2 separate regions of the Homo sapiens genome follow, and region 2 is linked to region 1. A link is a loop called in an ENCODE intact Hi-C map of the cell type or tissue named here. Cell type or tissue: CD4-positive, alpha-beta T cell. All regions are shown on one strand. Each heading gives the region's core, and the rest is flanking DNA. Links, peaks and the distances in the headings are about the cores only.

Region 1 (9,785 bases), core at 3,231-8,230:
CACTTGAGGAGGCAGTCTCTTCCTTAGCAGAGCTTGACCACTGTGCTGGGAGAAACCCCCTTGTCAGGATCTGCTGCTCTCCTCAGAGCCATCAGGCAGAAATGTTTAAGTTCACTGAAGCTGTGCCCACAGCCACCCTTTCCCCCCAGGTGCTCTGCCCCAGGGAGATGAAAGATTTATCTATAAGCCCCTGCCTGGGGCTGCTGCCTTTCTTTCAGAGATGCCCTGCCCAGTGAGGAGGAATCTAGAGAGGCAGTCTGGCCATAGCTGCTTTTGCCATGCTGTGTTGATTTCCCTTCAGCCTGTACTTTCAGGCCTTGTTAGCACTCTCAGGGGAAAACTGCCTAGTCAAGCCTCAGTAATGGCGGATGCCCCTCCCCCCACCAAGCTAGATCGTCCCAGGTTGACTTCAGAGTACTGTGCTGGCTGTGAGAATTTCAAGCCAGTGGTTCTTAGCTTGCTTGTCTCCATGGGAGTGGGAACCACTGAGCGAGACCACTTGGCTCTCTGGCTTCAGCCCCCTTTCCCTCTTTCCAGGGGAGTGAACGGTTCTGTCTTGGTGGAGTTCCAGGCGCCACTGGGAAACAACAAGAAAACAACTCTTGCAGCTAGCACAGTGACTGCCCAAACAGCCTCCCAGTTTTGTGTTTCAAACCCAGGTCCCTGGTGGTGTAGGCACAAGAGGGAATCTCCTGTTCTTTGGATTGCAAACCTGTGGGGAAAGCATAGTAAATGGGCTGGATAGCCCAGTCTCTCAGGGCTTCCCTTGGCTAGGGAACGGAGGCCCCCACTCCTTGCACTTCCCGGGTAAGGCAATGCCCAACACTGCTTCTGCTCGCCCTCCATGGTCTGCACCCACTGCCTAACCAGTCCCAGCGAGATGATTAGGTTACCTCAATTGCAAATGCAGAAGTCACTCCCCTTCTGCGTTGATCTCACTGGGAACTGCAGACTGAAGCTGCTATTCCTATTCAGCCATCTCGACATCCATCTTCCTAGGTTTTCTTCTAGGATTTTTTTGTTTTTTTTTGGATGGAGTCTTGCTCTGTCACCCAGGTTGGAGTGCAGTGGTGCCATCTCGATTCACTGCAACCTCTGCCTCCTGGGTTCAAGCGATTCTCCTGCCTCAGCCTCCTGAGTAGCTGGGATTACAGGGCACCTGCCCAGCTATCTGTCAATATTTTTATAGTTTGAGGTCTTACATTTAAATATTTAATCTACTTTAACTTAGTTTTCATATATGGTGACAGGTAGAGATCCAGTTTCATTCTTCTGCATACGGCAGGCAAACTATTATAGTACCATTTATTGAATAGAGAGTCCTTTCCTCCATTGCTTACTTTTGCTCATTTTGTTGAAGATCAGATGGTTGTAGGTGGCAGGTTTATTTCTGGGTTCTCAATTCTGTTTCCTTGGTCTATGTGTCTTTTTTTGCAGCAGTACCATGCTGTTTTGATTATTGTAGCCTTATAGTACATTTGGAAGTTGGGCAATGTGATGCTTCTGTATTGGCTCTTTTTGATTAATATTGCTTTAGCTGTTGAGGTTCTTTTTTTGTTCCAAATGAATTTAAAAATAATTTTGTCAAATTTTGTAAAAATGGCATTAATATTTTGATAGGAGTAGTGTTGAATCTGTAAATTGCTTTGGGCAGTATGGCCATTTTAACTATGTGGATTCTTCCAATATATGAGCATGAAATATTTTCCCATTTATTTGTGTTACCTCTGATTTCTTTTAGCTGTGTTTTGCAGTTCTGCTTGTAAAGATCTTTACCTCATTGGTTAGATGGGTTCCTAGGTATTCCTTTTTTTTTTTTTTGTGGCTATTGTAAATGGAATTCTGTTCTTCATTTGATTCTCACCTAGAACAATATTGGTGTATAAAAATGTTAGGATTTTTGTACATTGGTTTAGTATATTAAAATTTTAGTGAATTCATTTATCAGTTCCAGGAGACTTAGCAGAGTCTTTAGGGTTTTCTAGGTATTGAATCATATCAGTAAAGAGAGAGAGTTTGATTTTCTCTCTTTTTATTTGGGTGCCTTTTATTTATTCCCTTTCTTCATTGCGCTGGCTAGCACATCCAGTACTATATTGAATAGGAGTGGTGAAAGTGGGCATACTTGTCTTGTTCCAGTTCCCAAGGGGAACCGTTCCAGTTTTTGCTCATTCAGTATTACGTTGGCTGTGGGTTTGTCGTAGATGGCTTTTACTATTTTTAGGTATGCTACTTTAATGCTTAATCTGTTGAGGGCTTTTGTCATTAAGGGATGTTGGATTATATTATAGGCTTTTTGTGTATCTATTGAGATGATCATGTAGTTTTTGCTTTTGATTCTGTTTATTTGGTGAATCACATTTATTGATTTCTGTATGGTGAATCAACCTTGCATCCCAGAAATAAAACTTGCATGACTGTGTTGGATTAACTTTTTGATATGCTGGTGGATTTAGTTTGCTATTATCTTGTTGAGAATTTTTGCATCCATGTTCATCAGGGATATTGACTTGAATTTTTTTTTATTTTACTTTACATTTTGTCTCTGCCAGATTTTTGTATCAGAATGCTGCTGGATTCATAGAATGCATTAGGGAGAAGACTCTTCTTCGATTTTCTTGGGAAAGTGTGAGTAGGATTGGTATCAGTTTTTCCTTATATGTCTGGTAGAATTTGGCCGTGAATCCATGGTCCTGGGCTCTTTTTTGTTGGTAAGTTTTTTTATTAGTGATTCAATTTCTGAACTTGTTATTTATCTGTTCATGTCTTCACTTTTATCCCTGATTCTATCTTGGAAGGTTGTGTGTTTCTAGGAATTTATCCATTGTATCTATATTTTCTAACTTGTGTTCACAAAGGTGTTCTGTATAGTCTCTAAGGAACTATTCTATTTCTGTGGAATCAGTTGTAATATCATCTTTGTCATTTCTCATTGTGCTCATTTGGATCTTTATTTTTTATTATTCCTTGTTAGTTTAGCTAATGGTATATCAATCTTGTTTATTCTTTTGAAGGAGCAACACTTGTTTTCATTGATGTTTTGTATGGTCTTTTAGGTCTGAATTCAGCTCAGTTCTCTGATTTAGTTGTTTATTTTCTTCTACTTTATTCGGAGTTGGATGTTCTTTTTTCTTGTTTATCTGACTGTCTTTAGGTTGTTAATTTGACATCTTTCTAACCTCTTGATGAAGGTGTTTAGCACTACAAATTTGTCTCTTACCACTGCTTTAACTGCATCTCAAAGATTTGGTAAGCTGTGTCTCCTATTTCATTAATTTCAAAGTAATTTTTAATTACTGTCTTAATTTTGTTTTTTGCCCAAGAGTTATTCAGGAGAAAGTTGTTTAATTTCCATTTTCTGGTAGTTTTGAGAGATCTTGGTATTGATTTCTGCTTTTATTGCACTATGGTCTGAGAGTTTGCTTGGTATGGTTTTGATTTCTTTGAATTTATTGTGATTTGCTTTATGTCCAAGGATGTGGTGGACCTTAGAATATGTTCTGTGTATGGATGAGAAAAATATATATTCTGTGGTTGTTGTGTGGAGTACTCTGTAGAGGTTGATTGGGTCCAATTGATCAAATGTCAAGTTTCAATCCAGAATTTCTTTGTTAGTTTTCTGCCTCAGTGATCTGTCTAACTCAGTGAGTGGGATGTTAAAATCCCCCGTTATTATTTGTGGCTGTCTAAATCTTTCCATTGGTTAGGAAGAACTTCCTTTATGAATCCAGGTACTTCTACATTGGGTGTGTATATGTTTAGGATAGTTAAGACTTCCTGTTGAATTGAACTCTTTATTATTAAGTATTACCCTTCTTTGTCTTTTATGACCGTTGCTGGTTTAAAATTTGTTAATCTAATGTAAGAATAATGACTCCTGATCTTTTGTTGTTGTTGTTTTCTATTTGCTTGATAGATCTTTCTCCATCCTTTTACTTTGAACTTGTGGGTGTCATTGCAGTTGAAATGGGTCTCTTGAAGACAGTAGATTGTTGGGTTTTATCTTTTTATCTAGCTTGCCACTCTATGCATTTTAAGTGGTACTTTTAGACCCTTTACATTCAGGGTTAGTATTAATTTATGAGATTTTGATCCTGTCATCATGTTGTTGACTGTTTTTTAGACTTGACTGCATAGCTGCTTTATATTGTTTATGGGCCATGTGCTTGAGTGGATTTTTGAGGTAGCAAGTTTTGGTCCTTTATTTTCATATTTAGCACTCTCTTAAAGAACTCGGGTAAGGGTGGTCTGGTAATAATAAATTCCTTTAGTACTTGCTTGTCTGGGAAGAATTTTATTTCTCGTTTGCTTATGAAGTTTAGTTTCATGGAATATGATATTCTTGGTTGAAAATTCTTCACTGTAACAATATTGAAAATAGGCCCCCAATCTCTTCTCACTTGTAGGTTTCTTACAGAGAGTTCTTACAGAGAGTCTGGTGGGGTTTACTTTGTAGGTAACCTGATTTTTCTCTTTAGCTACTTTTAAGAGTTTTTCTTTTGAGTTGATCTTGGTGAATCTGATGACTATGTACCTTCCGGTTTGTCATCTTGTGTAGTATCTACAGGGGGTTTGTGTATTTATTGAATTTGTATGTCCTCCTCCCTGGGACGTTTGGGGAAATTTTCATGGACTATATCCTCAAATATGTTTTACAAGTTACTCTCTCTCCTTTTCTTTTGAAAACACCATGAGTCATACATTTGGTATCTTTACATAATCCCATATTTCTCAAAGGATTTTTTCATTTTCAAAAATTCTTTTTTCTTTATTTTTGTCTGACTGAGTTGATTGTATAAGCTGGTCTTCCAGCTCAGAGATTCTTTCTTCATCTTAATTTTTCTGCTGCTGATGCTTCAGATTCTATTGTGGAGATCTGGAAGTAAATTTTTCAGTTCCAAAAATTTAATTTGGTTCTTTCTTAAAATGGATATTTTATCTTTCAGCTACTGAATTGTTTTATTGGATTCCTTGGATTATGTTTCAACTTTCTCCTCATTCTCACTGAGCTTCCTTGTCATCCAGCTTCTGAATTCTATGTCCACAGTCAGCTCACTCTGGTTAAGAACCATTTCTGGGAGGCTAATGTGTACGTTTATAGGTAAGGGCAAACACTGGCTTTTTGAGTTGCCAGTTCTTGGATTCATTCTTTCTCATGTGTAAGGGTTGATGTTTCTTCACCCGTGAGATAAGTTGAGGATAGTCAGCTGGCTTTGTTTCTGGGTATATTTCAAAGGGTCATGACTTTGTACAGAATGTTTATTTCTGGCTGGATCTTTTCCTTAGTTTTCACAGGTGATACATACTTGCAAAATATTTTAGGTTTGCATTTTGACCTGAGATCCAGCAGGTGGCGCTTAAGAGTGCTAGCAGGCAGATAGGCTCTTCCTACTCTCTTTCAGGGCTCTTCGGTGTTCTGGCCAAGATGACAGTAGTCCTCTGTGGTGTGGGGGAGAGAGGTGACTCGCTCACCTAGATGGCTCCTGGGCTTTGGAGGAGCCCCCTTCGATCACTGGTTCCATGCCCTCACTTCTTTTGTTAGGTGTTCTGGTCCATGGGCTCCCTCAGGCAGGGACCACATTTAGTAGACAGGTCATATCCTTGCCAGGCTGGCCCTGTGGAACAAGGCACACCCCAATCCTCTGCCAGCCCATGAACCTGGGTATCTCCACTTCTCTCAGTGATCTGAGAACGAGGGCTCACCCTTGCTTGGCCACCACCAAGTCCTGATCATCTAAGAGCTGTGGGATGGGGTGGGGTCACTTAATCCCCTGTCTAGGTGCTTTCCGGGGGTTCAAGAAGTTGTGGCCACACACAGAGTTCAGGCAGATGTGGGAATGCTGGGCTGGAAGCTCTATCAGACATGGATTTCCTGGCTATGAGTGGCGGGTTTGGGTGCAGTTGCCTGACCTGCTGTTGGGTTATATTCTAGAGGCTGTTCCTGCCATCAGAGTTCAGACAGAAGTGGGACTGCTGGGCTGGAAGTTCTAGCTGCCTGGCTATGAGTGGTGGTGGGGGTTGTGGAATCACCTATCCTGCAGTTTTTCTGTTTCCCTGGATAACAGGAGGCTGTGTCCACTGGCAGAGTTCAGAAAGAAGAGGAACTGCTGGGCTGGAAGCTCTAGCAGGCATGGCCTGCTGGCTACAAGTGGCAGAGGTGGGCATTGTTGTTTGTGGGTCTCATTTTCCTTTTTTACTTGTATGCCTCATAAATTTTTGTTGAAAACTAGATGCTTTAGTTAATATATTTTATCAACTCTTGATTCTGATTTTTCTCTACCTCTGGGGTACGTTGCTGTGAATTTTGTTAGTATCACTGAAATTTTAGCTTTCAGGGAATTTTTTGTATCTAAGATCTTCCATATTCTGCTTCATGTAAAATCAGCCTCTCTTGGGCAGGGTTGAAGAGCTGCAAGTTCTTATGACCAGCCATGACCTTGTTTAGAACTTCCACAATAAGGTGCCACAGGTAATGGAAGCTGTTGGATGTAGCAGTATTCTCTACTTGCCCACAACAGATGCTGTGTAACATGGGTCTGGAAAGAATGGGAGTTGTCAGTCTTTAAGGTCTGCCTTGCCCTACCCAGTGTGAAAGTTTTGTACCTCAAAGCTGTATCTGAGAAGCGGAGGGGAAAACAGATCCCAGCTTAAATATCATAGACTCCAACTTTTCTTATTAGGAATCACTAATTTTTCTTGAATAAATGCTCCTGAATTTGCTTTATGCCATTTGATCATTTTTCACACTTGAAATGGTTGTTTCCAGTAATTTTTCCAGTTTTATTGCTGGTTTGCTTGAGAGAGAATTTGCTGAGCTTCTTACTCTGTTATTCTGGGATGTTCATTCTTATTTATATTTTTAATTATGTATTTGTTAGTTTAACAAAAAATAATTATGCATTTTGTGCAACAATGCAATGTCCTAGTCAATGCGGATTACATAGGTGAACAAGATAGAAACAGACCACAGCCTTTGAAGAGCTAACAATATAGCAGATTATTTTGTTAAGTAGAATCTTTGCTTAGACTACATGAACATTTCATTTTGTGTGTCTAGCTTATCAATTGGGGAGGTGACCAAGCCCACTCTGTTTAAATATCACAAAGTCAAGTTTGTTCTCAGAGAAAAAGAATGCTGTGATCAATTGTTAATGACTGGCATGGGTACAAGAGGGACTCTTGAGAGTGGCATGTTATGATTTTGCCAAACCTGACATATAAATCTTGAGTTTCACTCTAATGCTGGATGCTGAAGAGGTCACAAAAGATCTGCTTAGCATTCCTGGCACCAATATCAATGGGTTTCTCAGATGAGATCTTTAAAATGCTGTATGGCCAATGCTGTTCATCTCAGGATATAAATGGTCCAAGAGATCTTTGAGTACAGACACCTAAAGTGGGGAGAGGGGAGAAAGCCAGTGAAAGGCCACTTTTGTAAGCTGTTTCCTTCCATCTGTCCTGGTAATCACCTCTCCCAATTATTATGACATATAGGTGTTATGTTGATAATCGTGGTAGGACTAAAGTGGAAGAAAACTGTAAATAACTTCTTTGAGATACAATGATATGAAACATTGTTGATTGCATGTTATCAGGAAATAGCATAGGCTAATCAAATATTCAAAGAATCTGCAGGCTAGATTATTCTCTTTCATTACTGTGTTATTCCAGTGACATTATGCAAAGAAAGCAGGATGGGGCAGGGTGCCAAGACAAATAAATTTTTTTTGCAGTTTTTAGCATGGCTGTGAATGTTCTCCATGACATGCTTACCTTTTCAAACTCATGCTCCTCCTCTCACTCCTCTATTAAAAACTTACTCTCTCCAGTTAGTGTAGTGTTTATACCCTCTGTCCACAGTGTTCCTGTGTGTTTTTCTGTTCTATTGCTCATGGGGTTCGTACTGCGTGGACCATTGTAATACTTACTCAACATCCTTCCTCTGATTAATTTCTAGTTCTCCTTCAGGACCCAGATCAGGGGTCACCTATTCCAGAAAGCCTTCCTTTGTTTTCTTCTACTGAAATTCTCTGTTAACATTTGTTTGTCTCTTGTACTAAGCTAGGAGCTCCCTGAGAGCATGGAATGTATCTGATTCATCTAACACCAGTGCATACAGTATAGTTCACAATACATGCTTAATAAATTTATTCTCATTGTAGAGTGTCAATGGAGCAAAGTAGGAGAAGGTACTTTGCTTCACTGAGCACTAAGTGAGGCAGAAGAACAAGGGAAGAGAGTTAATTAGAAGCAATAGGATTTGGAGTCAGACAGACCTGGGTTTGAATCCTTATCACTTCACTTCATAGCTGAGAGACCCTGTTCAGCCTCCTGTTTCCTCTTCTGTGTAATAAATAAGATCACTTCCTCTGAAATCATAGGGCCTGGGTTAAAGTCCCAGTTCGTATATTATCTTAGCTATGTGACTTTGGAAATGTTTCCTAAAGATTTTTGTGTCTAAATTCCTTCATCTGTAAAATGAGGACACTAATAATTTCTCCTTTTTATAGGGCTGCTGTAAGATAAAATGAGATGAAACATGTAAAACTCAGAACAATTCTAGGAATAGATAAAACAAGGAAAACACATATAACTAATACTACGAAGTAAAGCAGAGATATTGATATTACCTACATTAATATCAATATAAACATATACATGTCTCCAATAAATGGTATCATTATCACTATTATTAATAATTTTAAAGCACTCTACACATTATTACATTATATCCTTCCAACCATCCTTCAAAGTCAATCTAGCATCCTCATCTTAGCTGTAAGAAAGCCAAGGCTCAAAAATTAAATATCTGATTTAGTGTACCCATCTTGTAAGTAGGAGACAAACATAAAAAGCTTATACAAGCTTGAGAAACTGAGAGGGGTATTTCTCAGTAGGAAAAAAAAGAACCAGGAATAAAACATTAACCTATTTGGCATCCAACAATTCTACATCTTTGACAAAAGGTCTCACAAACCTCTTATATTTTCAGCTTTAGTAAAGACAATAAAAACAAAACATGAATGAGCATTATTAACCCATACATGTAGTGAAAATAACATTGCATTTAAAGTCAGATAGAATACAACTGAATTTCAGTCCTGACCCTGACCCTTAAATCACTTTATACATCATTCAGTTTCCTCAGGTTTTACACAAAGATAACTTCAGTTGCTGTGAGGGATTTGGGGGAAACATAAATGAGATAATGTATAGAATTTCTGGCTTCTAGTATCTCGTATATATTAGATACTTGCTAAATTGCAGCTATCATCTATCATGGGTCTTGTATCCATATTACCTAGAATATCATCTGGCTTACAAGGAACACTCTTTAAATGTGTTCAAGGCTAAACTAGAGGGAAAAGTTACAAACCATAGGAAGCCTCAAGCTGAGGAAAATCCTCCCCAAAAGGTATAAACAGTATATTTCTCCTTGGGTTCTAGCCTATTGACTAAAGTATTTTACCTGTCTTCAGAAACTGAGTAACTAGGTGATAGAAACTTAAACGCAGCAATTTAGGCAGCATGTTTTTTCAAAGACTTAAGAAATTAAGGCCAGGCATGGTGGCTCATGTATGCAATCCCAGCACTCTGGGAGGCCAAGGCGGACAGATAATCTGAGGTCAGGAGTTCAAGACCAGCCTGGCCAACATGGTGAAACCTGTCTCTACTAAAAATACAAAACTTAGCTGGGTGTGGTGGCACACTCCTGTAATCCCAGCTACTTGGGGGTCTGAGGTAGGAGAATCGCTTGAACCTAGGAGGTGGAGGTTGCAGTGAGC
Region 2 (9,785 bases), core at 1,903-6,902, 170 kb after region 1:
TGTCGTTAGTGCTGTTGTAACCCAAGACAGAAAATGCGTCATAAGAAAGAACACTGGCCTTGGAATTCCCCAGTTCTGCTACTGTGTAGCCCTGGCCAACCTACACTATATCTCCTAGTCAGTTTACTCATAAGAAAAAAAATGGGAATAACTACTCCTATATCAAAGGGTTACCATAAACACTAGATAATAAGTAAAAACATTTAGCACAATTTATGGTAAATAGTATAAGTGGTAGTTGTTATAGTTTATTTCAGCTGTGCTTGTGAAAAAAGTGTTGTAAGTATACCTTTGTATGCAAATATTCAGTATGCTCAACAAACAACTAAATGGCAAGTATATATATATTTTCCATATGCATATTATTTAATCCTTATAAGATCACTAACAGGTAGTACTGATGAACATCAAATCTCCAGCCCATCTGTCTCCTAAACTGGACACTTGAAATGCCTTTTTTGACATATCCATGTGAATGTCTTCCAGATCGTTCAAACTCAACAAGTCCAAAACTCATCCTTTTGTCCCCCAGACTGCTGCCCCTACAGGTCTACAAATGGAATTTTCATCCACCCAGTCAGCCATGCCAAAAATCTAGAATCACTTCAGATTCTTCCATTTCTCTTATTCTCATGACAGAATCCAGCCCTTCCTTCTCAACTCAGTCTGGCTCAGATCTCACTGAGGTTTACATGAACTTCTACAAATAATCTAGCTGATCACTCTGCCTTTATTTATAGAGTGTTCTTTCTAATATGTAAATCTGACAATATTACACCCCTGCCAATAACTCCGCAATAATTCTCCATTTTCCACAGATTCAAGACCCATCTACTTTGTCCAGCATTCGACTCTCATGACTGGTGTCTGAAAAACTCTATGCTTCATCCCTAACCCCTTCTATCCCTCACATGCTAAGCTCCTGACAAACAACTATCCGAAAGTTCTCTCTTCCCTCCTTATCTTTGCATCTGCTTTCCCAACCTCTTCATCTAGTTCAGGACAAGTACCACCTCCTCCAGTAAGTCTTCCCTGAACTTACAACTGGGTGTGATGCCACTCTTTTGTAACCCTGCACTCCACAGATTAACAAAATCATAGCACTTACAACCCTCTGTTATGTGTTAGGTTTTTGTGTCTATGCCCCATCTAGATATAAACTCCTCGAAGAACAGGGTCATTCTAATTCCTCTTTGTATTGCCAGAGCCTGACATAGGGCTTGATGAGAAGTCAATACAGGTTTGTAGGCTGAAGGTATGTGATTATGAGATAATGAGCGTTGAAGATAGGGATTCGAGCTTGGCATTTAAGGTCTTGGGTAGGTGAAATGACAACGTCATCCAGGTCACTGTCTTTTCACCTGCAGAACTTAGGTTGATACTGAAAGTGTCATCACAGCACTTCTAGCCTAATTCAAGCACCTGGTAGAAAGCAGGTTAATCATGACAGGCACATCTAGCAGATCCAGTAAAGAAAGCTGATAAAGCAGGTTGTCATAATCTAGGCTCCATTACAGTTCTGAGCAAAACCTGTTAGCTGAGTGAAACTTCCTTACCAGAGAAAGGTTTTGTCAAAATGAAAATATTTACTTTGCCCAACTTTTGTTACTTTATTTAAGTTGTAAATGACAAATATGTGAGCCTGAGGTACAAAGAATGCTCACTGATTGGGCTCTGACCAGACAGACCTGAATCCAAATCCTAGATCCAGCACTCATTATGTTTTTGACCTTGAACAAATCACTTAATGTCCCTAGGTGTGTTTTCTCATCTGTAAAGTAGAATAACAGCTGCCATATGGTGTTATGAAGATTAAATCACATATGGATGTAAAGCTTCTGTTTTTTTTTTACAATCTTAAATATTTTAATTTTATATTAATAGTTAGACCATGTTAAGTATATTGCCATTGTTGGCAACATATCACCAGAACATTTTTATCTTGCAAAATGAATACATACTATACATGAATCGACTACCTGTTTTCCCCATTGACTGGCCCTTTACAAATGCCATTCTATTTTCTCTTTTTAAAAGTGCAACTACTTTAGCTAACTCGTATAAGTGGATTCATACTTTTTATGATGGACTTATTACACTTATCATAAGACCATTAAGATTTATCTTTAAAATAAATGTTAAATTTCCTGCTTTTTAAAAGCTGAATAATATTCCAGGTTTTGTTGTTGTTGTTGTTGTTGTTGTTGTTTTGTTTTGTTATGATATGGTGTCTCATTCTGTCGCCCAGGCTGGAGCGCCACTGGAGTGCAGTGGCACCATCTTGGCTCATTGCAACCTTTGCCTCCCGGGTTCAAGTGATTCTCCTGCCTCAGCCTTCCAAGTAGCTGGTATTATAAGCACCCACCACCATGCCCAGATTGCAGGCTTTCTTCCCGGGCACGCCGCAGGATAAGGCCCATTAGCTTGGGACACTAACAAGGCTACCCCAGCCCTGCCTGAGTTCTCAGGCTGGAAGCAGCTCCACACTTCCCTGGGACAGAGCTCCCAGAGGGAGCAGGCAAGCTGACGTTTTTCCACGCTCATGTTCTCATCAGGCTCTGGAGGTAGTATAGAAGTTGGGGACTGACGCGAACCCACAGCACAGCGCAGTCACCTTAAAGGAAAAGCGGCCAGACTGTTTTCACGTGTGTCCCCACCTCCGCTGCTCTTCACTGAGCAGTGCCTCTTGACCTGGGCCCCAAGCACAATCACTCTGCTTCCACATAAACACTTTACTCGGTAGCAGCTCTGCGTTTCTGAGGAGGAAATCCCAGAGACAACCCACAGCTTCTCTGCCATTGCAGCTGCAGTGGTACTGTTCTGCTGCATTCAGGCCAGGGAATAAAACAAAAGGTCGAGTTGCTACACTGGAGCCTCCAGCACGCTGCAGCCACCATACAGAGAGGAGCCCAGTCTCTCTTCCATGTAGGCTCCCACCCCACACTCTTCACCAAGCAGGGCCCCAAGCCTGGATCTACACAGACGTCCCACCCTTGGCAGAGCATTCCCTCTGCTAGTGGCTTTGTATTTCCCTGGGGGAGGGGCTCCCAGAGGCAACTGACAGCCCCTCTGCCACTGCCATTGCAGTGGTTCTTCCCCTGCTGCCCTCAGGCTGGAGAAGAAATGAAGATCCTGAGGGCTTTACTCACATTTCTAGCAAGACACAGTCACCATACAAAGAAGAGCCCACTCTCTCCTCCCTGTTATCCCTCGAACCCCGACTCTTCCCCAAGCGGGGTCCCCACCTCAGGCCAACAGCACAGTTGCCTCACCCCCTGGCTGAACATCCCCAGTAGCAGTGACTCTGTGTTTTTTTCTGAGATGGAGGTCCCAGAGACAACCAAAAGCCTTTCTGCCCCTGCCACTGCAATGGTAGTGCCCTTGCTGCCCTCAGACTGGGAAAGAAGCAAAGACGCACAGTGCTTTAACCACACCTCCAGAAAGCCACAGCCACCATAAGGAGAAGAGGCTGGTCTGTTCCCTCCGCAATCCCCTTCCCATCCCCAGGCAGGTTCCCATGGCTTGGGCCAAAAACGCAGCTGCCCCACCCTTGACTGATTGCACCAGTTGATATCCGCTCTGAATTTCTCTAGGGTAGAGCACCAAAAGACACGGGAAAGACCCTCTGCCATAGCCACTGCCAAGGTCTTGTCCCCTGCTGCCTCAAAAGTGGGGAAGGAAAATAAAGATGAGCTCACCACAAGGTTGTGCTGTACAGCTCGCAAGTGCCAAACAGAGGTCTACAGACAGCACTTCTGTGGGAGAGGAGCCTACACTTTCAGAACAGTAACAGAAAATTTGATGGCAATCATGAGGAAATACAGGCGAGCCACATGGCTAAGCAAGAGCGTACCTATTAACCATTACATTTAAGCACCATCTAGTGGATTACAACCAAATTTCAACACCGAAAATACTGTTAATATATCCCCCAGTGAAACCAAGGACAAGAACTAAGCTACAAATAAAGATCCTGCAAAAATGCTTAGACTGCTGAAAACATTCAGAAAAGAAGTCAACTGATTATACTCATATTACACTACAGTTGAAGGAACATCAACCCACACAGAAAGAATGAAACCATCAACGGAGTAAACAGACAACCTACAGAATGGGGGAAATATTCACAAACATCAAACAAAGATCTAATATCCACAATCTCTAAGAAACTTAACAAGCAATAAACAAATAACCCCATTAAAAAGTGAGCAAGAAACATAAACAGACACTTCTGAAAAGAAGACATACAAGTGGCCAAAAAACATTAAAAAAATGCTCATCATCACTAATCGTCAGAGAAATGTAAATCAAAACCACGAAGAGATACCATCTCACATAGTCAGAATGGCTATTATTAAAATGTCAAAAAACTAACACATGCTGGTGAGGTTGTACAGAAAAGGGAAAGCTTATACACTGCTATAGGCGATATAAGTTAGTTCAACCATTGTGGAAGGCATTTTGTTTATTTCTCAAAGAACTGAAAGAAGAATTACCATTTGACCAAGCAATCTCATTACTGGGTATACACACAAAGGAATATAAATTGTTCGACCACAAAAATACATGCATCTGTATGTTCTTTGCAGCCCTATTCACAATAACAAAGACATGTAATCAACCGAAATGCCCATCAACATTAGACTGGATAACAAAAATGTGGTACATATACACCATGGAATACTACACAGCCATAAACAGGAATGAGATAATGCCCTTTGGAGAAACATGGATGGAGCTGGAGGCCCTTATCCTAAGAAAACTATCACAGGAACAGAAAACCAAATACTGCATGTTCTCACTTATGAGTGGAAGCTAAACAATGAGGACATATGGCCACAAAGAAGGGAAAAACAGACACCACAGCCTACTTGAAGGTGGAGGGAGAGAGGAGGCTGAGGACCAAAAAATTACCTGACTGGTACTATGCAAATTACCTGGATGGCAAAATAATCTGCACACCAAACCTCCATGACATGCAATTTACCAATATATCAAACCTATACATGTACCACTAAACCTAAAATAAACATTTAAAAAACACATAAAAATACATATACTCATAATGAAAACATGAACTTATATCTGAGGATGCACACATGCACATATACAACTATGTAAATCAAATTTCTTGTTACCCATTCCCAAATACTAACTAATATAAAAACAAATGTATGTCTTAGTAACTATAAACTTGTGCTTAAAGTAGGCAAAAGTGGGTGTGTCTTAATAAGTGTAACACAATAGGTAAGTAAATAGGAAATGATAAACTTTTGACCATGTCCACCACCAAATAAGCTTATTTTGCATACATTATTTTAATTAAACTTCTTATTTTAAGATAATTGTAGATTTACAAGAAGCTGTAAGAAATAATACAGAGAGATTCCAGGTGCCCTTTACTCATTTTCCCCCAATGGTAACATCCTCCAAATAAGTACAATGTCATAATGAGAATACTGTAGTTAATATAGAACATTTTCTTCACAACACAGATCTCTCATGTTGTCCTTTTATGTCCACACCACTGCCCAATCCCCTCATTATTCCATAGCTACCCCCAATCTGTTCTCCATTTGTATGATTTCATTTCAAGATTGTCAAATAAAACAAATCGTGCAGTATTGTAACCAATTGGGGTTTGTTTCTTTCACTCTGCACAATCACTGGAGATTCAGCCAGGTTGTATGTGTATCAATAATCATTTATTTTTCATTGTTACCTAGTATTCCATTACATGGATGTGCCATGGTTTGTTTAACCTTTTCACTATTGAAGGATATCTGTAAGGTTTTTATTCATTTACATCTTTTGGTTATTATTGAATAAAGCTGCTGTAAACATTCATGTACAACTTTTTGTGTGAACAAAGGTATTAATTTCTCTAAGATAAATACCTAAGAGTGCAATTGCTGGGCCATATGGTAGATGCATTTTTAGTGTTTTTTTTTTTTTGAAGCTTCCAAATAATCTTGTAAAGTGGCTATGCCATTTTATGCCACCAGCAATATATGTCATCCAGTTTCACTGCATGCTCAGCAGCATTTCTTACAGTCACCATTTTTTTTTTAAATTTTAGCCATTCTAATAGGTGTAAAGTGATAGCTTAACATAGTTTAAATTTGCATTTCCCTAGGGCCTAAAACAGTTTCATAAGCTTATATGACATCTATATATTCATTTTGGTGAAAAATCTTTTCATGTCTTCTGTTCATTTTCTAATTGGATTTTTTTTGCTTGATATTAAGGTTTTTTAATTAAAGTCAAAAGGTGAAAAAAGTGAAAGCCCAGTCGTTTTGTTTCTTCTATTAAAGACTGTTTTTTGATATTTCAGATTCTTAGCATATCCGTGTAAATGTTATAATCAGAGTACAGAAAAAAAAAGATCTGCTTAGATTTTTATTAGGATTCCATTGAATCTATAGACCAATTTGGGGACAGCTGACATTTTTTCAAAGTGGGGTCTTCCAATCATGAATATGAGATATACATATACACATGCATACATAAGCCCTCAATTATTTAGCTATCTTTAATTTCTTCAGCAATATTTTATAGATTAACTTCCTTGCTATCTATTCGGATGCTGTCATTTTATTCTCTTGCCTGATTGACCTAGCTAGAACTCCCAATACTATGTAAAATAGGAGTGGTCAGAGAGGGAATCAATGTCTTGTGCCAGCTCTCATGGGAAATGCTTCCAGCTTTTGCCCATTCAGTATGATGTTGGCTGTGAGTTTGTCATAAGTGACTCATTATTTTGAAGTATGTTCCTTCAAAATCTTGTTTGTTGAGAACTTTTAACATGAAGGAATGTTTAATTGTACTGAAAGCCTGTTCTCCATCTATTGAGATAATAACGTGTTTTTTGTCTTTAGTTCTGTTTATGTGATGAATCATATTTATTGATTTGCATATGTTGAACCAAACTCTCATCCCAGCATTAAAGCCTACTTGATTATGATAAATAAGCTTTTCTTTTTTTGTTGTGGTTCTTTTTTATTATTATTATCCTTTAAGTTTGGGGTTACATGTGCAGAACGTGTTTTGTTACATAGGTATACACGTGCCTTGGTGGTTTGCTGCACCCATCAACCCGTCACCTACATTAGGTATTTCTCCTAATGTTATCCCTCACCTAGTCCCCCAGTCCCCAACAGGCACCAGTGTGTGATGTTCCCTTCCCTGTGTCCATGTGTTCTCATTGTTCAACTCCCACTTATGAGTGAGAACACGCAGTGTTTGGTTTTCTGCTCTTGTGATAGTTTGCTGAGAATTATGGTTTCTGGCTTCATCCATGTCCCTGCAAAGGACATGAACTCATCCTTTTTTATGGCTGCATAGTATTCCATGGTGTATATGTGCCACATTTTCTTAATCCAGTCTATCATTGATGACATTTTGGTTGGTTCCAAGTCTTTGCTATTGTGAATAGTGCCACAATAAACATACGTGTTCATGTTTCTTTATCATAGAATGATTTATAATCCTTTGGGTATATACCCAGTAATGGGATTGCTGGGACAAATGGCAATTCTAGTTCTAGATCCTTCAGGAATTGCCACATTGTCTTCCACAATGGTTGAACTAATTCACACTCCCCTAACAGTGTAAAAGCATTCCTATTTTTCCACATCTCTCCAGCATCTGTTGTTTCCCGACGTTTTAATGATCGTTATTCTATCTGGCGTGAGATGGTATCTCATTGTGGTTTTGATTTGCATTTCTCTAATGACCAGTGATGATGAGCATTTTTTCATATGCCTCTTAGCTGCATAAATGTCTACTTTTGAGAAGTATCTGTTCTTATACTTTGCCCAAATTTTAATGTGTTTTTTTGTTTTTTTCTTGTAAATTTGTTTAACTTCTTTGTACATTCAATTAGCCCTTTGTCAGGTGGATAGATTGCAAAAATTTTTCTCCCATTCTGTAGGTTGCCAGTTCATTCTGATGATAGGTTTTTTTTTGTTTTATTGTTATTATTATTATTTTACTGTGCAGAAACTCTTTAGTTTTATTAGATGCAATTTGTCAATTTTGGCTTTTGTTGCCATTGCTTTTGGTGTTTTAGTCATGAAGTCCTTGCCCATGTCTCTATCCTGAATGGTATTGCCTAGGTTTTTTCTTCTAGGGTTTTTATGGTTTTAGGTCTAGCATTTAAATCTTTAATCCATCTTGAATTAGTTCTTCTATAAGGTGTAAGGAAGGGATCCAGTTTCAGCTTTCTACATATGGCTAGACAGTTTTCCCAACACCATTTATTAAATAGGGAATCCTTTCCCCATTTCTTGTTATTGTCAGGTTTGTCAAAGATCAGATGGCCGTAGATGTGTGGTGTTATTTCTGAGGCCTCTGTTCTGTTCTGTTCCATTGGTCCATATATCTTCTTTGTTACCAGTACCATGCTGTTTTGGATGCTCTAGCCTTGTAGTATAGTTTGAAATCAGGTAGCGTGATGCCTCCAGCTTTGCTCTTTTTGCTTAGGATTGTCATGGCAATGAGGGCTCTTTTTTGGTTCCATAGGAAACTAAGTAGTTTTTTTCCAATTCTGTGAAGAAAGTCATTGGGAGCTTGATAGGGATGGCATTAAATCTATAAATCATCTTGTGCAGTATGGCCATTTTCACGATATTGATGCTTCCTATCCATGAGCACGGAATGTTCTTCCATTTGTTTTGCTCCGGTTTTACTTCCTTGAGCAGTGGTTTGTAGTTCTCCTTGAAGAGGTCCTTCACCTCCCTTGTAAGTTGGATTGCTAGGTATTTTATTCTCTTTGTAGCAATTGTGAATGGGAGTTCACTCTTGATTTGTTTCTGTGTTTGTCTGTTCTTGGTGTATAGGAATGCTTGTGATTTTTACACACTGATTTTGTATCCTGAGATTTTGCTGAAGTTGCTTATCAGCTTAAGGAGATTTTGGGCTGAGACAATGGGGTTTTCTAAATATACAATCATATCATCTGCAAGCACAGACAATTTGACTTCCTCTTTTCCTAATTGAATACCCTTTATTTCTTTCTCTTGCCTGATTGCCCTAGCCAGAACTTCCAACACTATGTTGAATAGGAGTGGTGAGAGAGGGCATCCTTGTATTGTGCTGGTTTACAAAGGGAATGCTTCCAGGTTTGCCCATTCAGTATGATATTGGCTGTGGGTTTGTCATAAATAGATCCTATTATTTTGAGATACATTCCATCAATACCTAGTTTATTGAGAGTTTTAGCATGAAGGCTGTTGAATTTTGTTGAAGGCCATTTCTGCAACTATTGAGATAATCATGTGGTTTTTCTCATTGGTCGTGTTTATGTGATGGATCACATTTATTGATTTGCATATGTTGAACCAGCCTTGCGTCCCAGGGATGAAGCCAACTTGATCGTGGTGGATAAGCTTTTTGATGTGCTGCTGGAATCGGTTTGCCAGTATTTTACTGAGGATATTCCCAATGATGTTCATCAGGAATATTGGTCTAAAATTCTCTTTTTTTGTTGTGTCTCTGCCAGGTTTTGGTATCAGGCTGATGCTGGCCATATAAAATGAGACAGGGAGGATTTTCTCTTTTTCTATTGATTGGAATAGTTTCAGAAGGAATGGTACCAGCTCCTCTTTGTACCTCTGGTAGAATTCGGCTGTGAATACGTCCGATCCTGGACTTTTTTTGGTTGGTAAACTATTAATTATTGCCTCAGTTTCAGAGCCTGTTATTAGTCTATTCAGAGATTGAACTTTTTCCTGGTTTTGTCTTGGGAGGGTATATGTGTTCAGGAATTCATCCATTTCTTCTAG

What was found. A loop is a pair of places that touch in the nucleus more often than their neighbours do. Peaks named below come from ENCODE experiments on the same cell type or tissue, not always from the same donor. Only the 100,000 strongest peaks of a DNase experiment are listed, where the experiment ranks them.
Region 2: a loop joins it to region 1, with 14 times the contacts of the local background. A loop is called at or near these places in 16 of 110 quality-filtered maps.

What each region holds. Positions count from the first base shown.
Region 1 is chrX:57,449,737-57,459,521 of GRCh38, reverse strand. All of the region lies in intron 10 of FAAH2 (fatty acid amide hydrolase 2), which reads right to left. Among named protein-coding and RNA genes, the nearest start is that of ZXDB, 140 kb to the left of the region's middle. RefSeq lists an enhancer at 5,265-5,404 and a silencer at 7,712-8,006. In CD4-positive, alpha-beta T cell, for the core only: no CTCF peak of the experiment used is centred there; a DNase peak (open chromatin) is centred at 5,371.
Region 2 is chrX:57,276,821-57,286,605 of GRCh38, reverse strand. It overlaps a transcript of FAAH2 not described here. Among named protein-coding and RNA genes, the nearest start is that of FAAH2, 5.0 kb to the left of the region's middle. In CD4-positive, alpha-beta T cell, for the core only: a CTCF peak has its summit at 3,924 (motif pointing left); a DNase peak (open chromatin) is centred at 3,825.